Linked DNA regions of Homo sapiens: region 1 is linked to region 2. Evidence: chromatin contacts called from ENCODE Hi-C or POLR2A ChIA-PET data. All regions are on one chromosome and are shown on one strand. The core of a region is the stretch at or near the end of the contact, and the rest is flanking DNA. Distances in the headings are between cores, read along the strand shown. Region 1 holds the start of VKORC1L1 (vitamin K epoxide reductase complex subunit 1L1). Region 2 holds the start of KCTD7 (potassium channel tetramerization domain containing 7).

Evidence for each region. A loop is a pair of places that touch in the nucleus more often than their neighbours do. ChIA-PET counts read pairs that join two places held with the same protein, here RNA polymerase II (POLR2A). Pooled maps may share reads with other maps.
Region 1: a loop to region 2 is called in a pooled map, with 22 times the contacts of the local background. The contact joins the promoter of VKORC1L1 here to the promoter of KCTD7 in region 2. A Hi-C loop is called at or near these places in 2 of 37 single-sample maps with no recorded cell type and 14 of 50 pooled maps. POLR2A ChIA-PET finds 5 or more read pairs at or near these places in 1 of 52 experiments (HEK293).

What each region holds. Positions count from the first base shown.
Region 1 is chr7:65,871,819-65,874,856 of GRCh38, reverse strand. It overlaps VKORC1L1 (vitamin K epoxide reductase complex subunit 1L1), which reads right to left and starts at 1,783. Exons shown (of 3, transcript NM_173517.6): 1 at 1,292-1,783. The coding sequence starts at 1,485. RefSeq lists enhancers at 282-833, 1,385-1,936 and silencers at 1,002-1,071, 1,619-1,798, 1,512-2,011, 2,032-2,091.
Region 2 is chr7:66,627,408-66,630,558 of GRCh38, reverse strand. KCTD7 (potassium channel tetramerization domain containing 7) reads right to left here and starts at 1,678. Exons shown (of 4, transcript NM_153033.5): 1 at 1,351-1,678. The coding sequence starts at 1,494. RefSeq lists silencers at 1,318-1,887, 2,898-3,097.

The DNA.
Region 1 (3,038 bases), core at 534-3,033, 760 kb after region 2:
AAGACAAGTCAATTTTTAAAAATTATTTATTTATATTTTATTTATTTATTTGAGATGGAGTCTCATTCTGTTGCCCAGGCTGGGGTGCAATGGTGTGGTCTTGGCTCACTGCAACCTCTGCCTCCCAGGTTCAAGCAATTCTCCTGCCTCAGCCTCCCGAGTAGCTGGGACTATAGGCACATGCCACCACACCCAGCTAATTTTTGTATTTTTGGTAGAGACGGGGTTTCACCATGTTGGCCAGGCTGGTCTTGAACTCCTGACCTCATGATCCACCCGCCTCGGCCTCCCAAAGTGCTGGGATTACAGGCGTGAGCCACTGTGCCCGGCCAAGAAAAGTCAATTTTAAGCACTTAAGCAGGCCAGGCGCGGTGGCTCATGCTTGATTCCCAGCACTTTGGAAGGCAGAGGTGGGTGGATTACCTGAGGTCAGGAGTTCGAGACCAGCCTGACCAATATGCTGGTCTCGAATATGCTAATAGGCAACAACGTTTAAAAGTCATTCCAATGCCTAAAACACCACCATATACATAACATACTTGTCCTTTACTCCAATGAAGCTTAAACTAGACCCAAACTCAGACCATTTCCTTCTCCTGGCACACTGAAACATACGAGAGGGAATCCAAGAAATCAGATATGTTAAGTGCGGGTATCTTCTTCCACAGTAGGGTCAAATTCGTGTTTGCCAGCAAATGTCACCGTCCCAGTTAAGTCTGCAAATTCTCACTAGCGCTGGAGTACAAAGAGGCCTGACCACGGAAACACCTGTCCTAGCACCAGGAAGACAGTGGGAAAGGCAACCCCCCTGTCTCCGCGCCGGCCCCAAAGCCTCGGCTGCAGCGATCGGGGGGACAAGAGGTTGCCGCTGGTCTCAAGGGTGCGGTGGACAAGGTCCCACACCCCCGGCCCGCCTCCCGAGAACCAGGAAACCTGTCAAGCCAGCCTGGACCCACCCTCCGCAGCCCCCTCGCGCTCCTGCACAGCCGGGCCCCAGCCCGCCCGACCGCTCCGCGTCCGCCCCGGCCTCCCGGCTGCACTCTGCCACCTCATCCCTCCCCGGCTGCCTCGCGGCCCCGCCACCTCCGCCCCGCGGCCTGGGCTCAGGCCGCCCCCCGGGCAGGAGCGCCCCGCCGCCGCCCCCCGCCTGGCCCCGACCCGACCCCGTCAGTTCCCCAGCGGCCCGGTCCCCGCCGCCCCCAGGCCTGAGCTCCCGCCGCGCGCTCCCCACCCCGAGACTCCACCCTCGCCCCGCTCGGCCGCTCCTGGCCCACTCCCCCAAGCCGGCTACCTGGAGGCAAGGGCGGCGGAGCACTTCACCCAGGGCCCCAGGTCGCAGAGGGCCCGGTGCTCGGGGTCCCGCTCCTTCTCCCGCTCCACGTGGTAGGCGTAGATGGAGAGCAGGATTCCGGCAGCGCACACTGCATACCGGGCCACCCGCTCCCACCGCGGCACCGACACTCTTAGCAGGACGGGAGCCGCCATCTTCCCGCCGCCGCCGCCGCCGCCTCCCTCCGCCTCCACCTCAGCCGCCGCCGCCCGTCGGGGCCCGACCCAGCCGCCACCGCCGCCACCGCCGCCTCCGCCGCCGCCGCCACCACCGCCGCCGCCGCCGCCGCGCCCCATTGGCTCGGTGGCCTGCTCCGGGCCCCGCCCCCACAGGCGCGCGGCCCAACCGCCCCAAAAGGAGTGAGGCGGACGGGGCGGGGAAGGCGCGCGCGGGCGCGGAGGGAGGGGGTGGAGTGCGCAACGGCCGAAGAGGCCGGATCGGCGGGCGGAGACTGAGGCGGCGTGGCGCTGCGCCGCGCGGCCGGTCGCGCGCGAGGGGTGGAGCCCGGGGGAGAAAGGGGTGGGGCAGGGGTGGGGATGGGCGGGGCAGGGGTGGGGAGGGGCGGAGCCAGAGAGGGGCGGGGCCGAGCGGGCCAGTGCGGGAGGGACTTAAAGGAGCGGTCTAACTAGCACATTGCAAGGATGCCACTGTGGGTGACTGGGCGAACCCTCGGCCCCTCCCTCTGGGGATGGCAATCAATTGCCATCCTTTTTCCCTTTTTCGTTGTATATTTCTGACCCAATCCAAATCAACCCTGGCCAATGCTTGGAGCTCCAGAGACCCACACCTATGACCTGATCTTCCCACCACCACCTTCGGTTAGACCTGTGCAAAACTTTTTTTTTAATGTGCAAAACTATGTTTTAAATTTAAAAACTATTTTTAAAAAATGATTTATGGACCGGGTACAGTGGCTTACACCCGTAATCCCAACACTTTGGGAGGCCGAGGCAGGTGGATCACTTGAGGTCAGGAGTTCGAGACCAGCCTGGCCTACATGGCGTAACCGCGTCTCTACTAAAAATACAAAAAACAAACAAAAACAAATTAGCCCGGTGTCGTGGTGGGCGCCTGTAATCCCAGCTACTCGGGAGACTGAGGCATGAGAATTGCCGGAACCCGGGAGGTGGAGGTTGCAGTGAGCCAAGATCGTGCCACTGCACTCCAGCCTGGGCGATAGAGTAAGAGTCTCAAAAAAAAAAAGAGAGATTTACGAATGCCTTGCTTTTCCGTAAGCTGAATTTGAAGTTGCTTACCATAACTCATATAATATAGAAAAATAAAGATGAGCTAATACAATCAGGACGAAGAAAAAGAAAAGTCAGAATAAAATGAAAGGCCAGGAATAAGAACACAGATAAGCAGGCCATAGGGGCTTACATAGTTATTAAAATTGCATCATAAATTTGGCTCTGAGCTTCCTGGTGGCCAAAACTAAAAGGAAAACAGATGTATGTGCTTTTTCTCACTGTCTTTAAGAAGAAACACAGGGTTCTTGGAGATTTTCAGTGTTTCCCTGGTTGCAGCTTTCAATTTTTCAGGGGCTTTATATAGTGATTTTGAATAATAAGCAATATCCTTGTATTCGTTATCTATTGTTGGGTAAAAATCACCCCAAATTTAGCAGTTAATAAACAATAAACTTTTTTTTCCCTCACAGTTTCCACGGGCTAGGAATCTGGGTGAGGTTAGCTGTGTCCTCTGGCTC
Region 2 (3,151 bases), core at 429-2,928:
GTTGAGGGCCTCCATTGTCCTGGGACTCCGCATACCACATGCTCCTGGATCTGGCACTACCTTAGTCCCTGCCTCCTAGAAGCCATCTTCGGTGTCCAGTAATGCTTCACCTTCCCTCCTCTTTATTTTTTATTTGTAGAGATGGAGTCTGTGTTGCCCAAGCTGGTCCCAGACTCCTGGCCTCAAACCATCCTCCTGCCTTGACCTCCCAAAGTGCTGGGATTACAAGTGTAAGCCACCACACCTGGCATCGTTTCCCTTCTCTTGCTTTTTTTGTTTTTGTTTGTTTGTAGGTACGGTCTTACTCTATCACACCCAGGCTGGAGTACAGTGGCACAATTACAGCTCACTGCAGCCTCAACCTCCAGGGCTCAAGCAATCCTCCCAACTCACCTTCCTGAGCACCTGGGACTACAGGCACACACCACCAAGCCTGGCTAATTTTCATTTTTGTAGAGGCAGGGTCTCACTGTTGCCCTGACTAGTCTCTAACTGCTGGGATCAAGCAATCCTCCCACCTCAGCATCCCAAACTGCTGAGATTACAGATGTGAGCCACCATGCCTGGTATCTTCTCCCGTCTCTTGAGTGTCATTTCAGGTGTTGACATGATAGTATCACACACATTAAGTAAGACCCGTGGAAGCCCCTGTGCACCAGAGCACAGCAGCCTGTGAGTGAAAGCCATGGGATGCCAGGTGACCGTGCCTACATCTATGAACTGGCCTGCCCCTTATGTGCAGACAGCTCCTTGCCTTGTTCCTTAGGTAGCTGGAGACTAGGTGTGGGCAACCACTACAGCATCCTGTTGGATTCTCTAGAAGACATCTTTTTCTTTTCTTTTTTTTATTCATCCAACCCAAAATGCCTTTGTTTTTCCAGTCGTAGTAGGGACGGGGCCTCGCTATGTTGCCCAGGCTGGCCTCCAACTCCTGCCCTCAAGCGATCCTCCCTCCCAATGTGTTGGGATTACAGGCTCGAGCTACGGTGCCTGGTCAGACACACCATCAGCTCTCGGGGCTCCAGGGTCCCCCTCCCACGGCCCACCCTCCCTCCTGTCTTCGGTAAAAGTGGGACATGGCGATGGGAGTAAATCACCCCAGTGACTACTGGGCGGAGGGTGTAGGGGGTGGGGAAGCACACCTAGTGGGTGTAATTGACAGGGGTTGAAGGTGGGTGGGTAGGGGTGCAGGTGGGCGGGGGAGTTGCAGGTGGGCGGGGGAGGGGCGCAAGTCCGCGGGCCCCGCCCCCAACCCCGGCCCCGCCCACCCGCCGAGGACCGCTATGCCCCGCGCCCGCTTCTCCCCCGCGCCCCTCCCCACGCCCCGCGGCCCGCCGCCCGCCCGGGTACCTCCTGTGGCAGCAGGGGCAGCGCGTGCCCCGCCTGCGTGGCCGTCGGCGTGGCCGGCTCCAGAAAGTCGTCTTCGGCGTCAGAGCTGGACATGGCACCGTCCTGACGACGGCTGTCTGGCTCCCGCCCCGTGACTACCACCATCCCTCTGGCTCTGGGCAGTGGGCGCGGCTTCGGGCGGGCGGAGGCGGCGGCCCCGGGCACTCCCTACCGCCGAGCAGCGCCTGGCATGACGCGGCCGGCTGCGGGCTGGCCGGAGGGGGGCGAGAGGCAGTGCGCAGGCGGGAGGGCGGTGGCTCCCTCAACGCCGACCCGCTCGCGCCCAGCTGGGGCCTGACCCGACCGCCTCCCGCTACTGGCCGACGCCGCGCTGGTTCCGCCCTGATTGGCAGGAAGCTCGCCCAGTCGAAGAGCAGGCAGCGCCAGCGGCCGGCGCCTGAGTGGTCCCTGGGTTGGGGGGGGGGGGGGGGGGCGGCCTGCGAGCCTGCCGTGCACTGATTGGTCCTCTGGCCAGCGGGCGCGCCCTCTCCGAGAGACCCGGCGGTGGTGCGCCGCTACGCTCTCATAACTGGGCGTCGGAGTCTGCCGTGAAGAGGGTTCTCACCCGCGTCAGGGTAGACGCCTTATCCCTTCACACAGGGGGTCACGACTTACTCGTGTGTCTGGCCCCAGAGCAGCGGGTCCTTGTCTCCTCAATGGAAGGCCTGAGCAGCCTTTCCTGGAGGATGTGGCGGGAGGAGGGCTGAGGTGGCTGCGGACACGCCACCGCGGCTGGCCCCGCCCCGAGCCGCAGGGCACCGCCCGGGTGTCCAGTTCTTCCTCACTCGCTCGCGCAGAAATCCGAACGAGAAAACCCAAAATAGGAGCGCTTGAGTTCAATGAATAATGACAGTGACTCCCCACCGTGACCGTTTTTCCACCGGGACACACAGATGGAGACAGGCCCTTCCCCAAGATGCTCCCGGCTCCCTGGGAGGCGGAGTCCAGCCCTAGAGGCTCTATCAGCGCAGGGAGTCTCCTGGGGGTCAAGGTTCTTAGCCCGTTCAAGCCATTTTCTCCTTTCTTTAAAAGACAAAGTCTCACTCTGTTACCCAGGCTGAAGTGCAGTGGCGCAATCATAGCTCATTGCAACCCCTGGGCTCAAGCAATCCTCCCGCCCCAGCCTCCCGAGTAGCTGGGACCACAGACGCGCACCACCACACTCAGCTGATTTTTTAAAATTTTGGCCGGGCGCAGTGGCTCACGCCTGTAATCCTGGCTCTTTGGTAAGCGATGCGGGTGGATCACCTGAGGTCAGGAAGTTGAGACCAGCCTGGCCAACATGGTGAAACCTCATCTCTACTAAAAATACAAAATTAGCCAGGCATGGTGGCACACCTGCAATCCCAGCTACTAGGGAGGCTGAGGCAGGAGAATCGCTTGAACCCAGGAGATGGAGATTGCAGTGAGGCGAGATCACGGCCACTATACTCCAACCTGGGCAACAAGAGCGAAACTCCGTCTCAAAAAAGAAAAAAAAATTTTTTTTTTTTTTTTTTTTTAAGAAATGGGGTCTTGTCATGTTGCCCAGGCTGGTCTCAAACTCCTTGCCTCAAGCTGTCCTCCCTCGTCAGCCTCCCAAAGTGCTGGGATCGCAGGCGTGTGCAACCATGCTTCTCCTTTTCAAACCGTTTTCACACCCAGTTCCTCATCTCATTCTCACAGTGTAGTGACAGAAAAGAAAACTGAGTCGTAGATTAGACAGCTCCAGGATGGCAAAGATGAGCTGGTGGCATAGCACTTCCTCTGTTAGACCATCGCA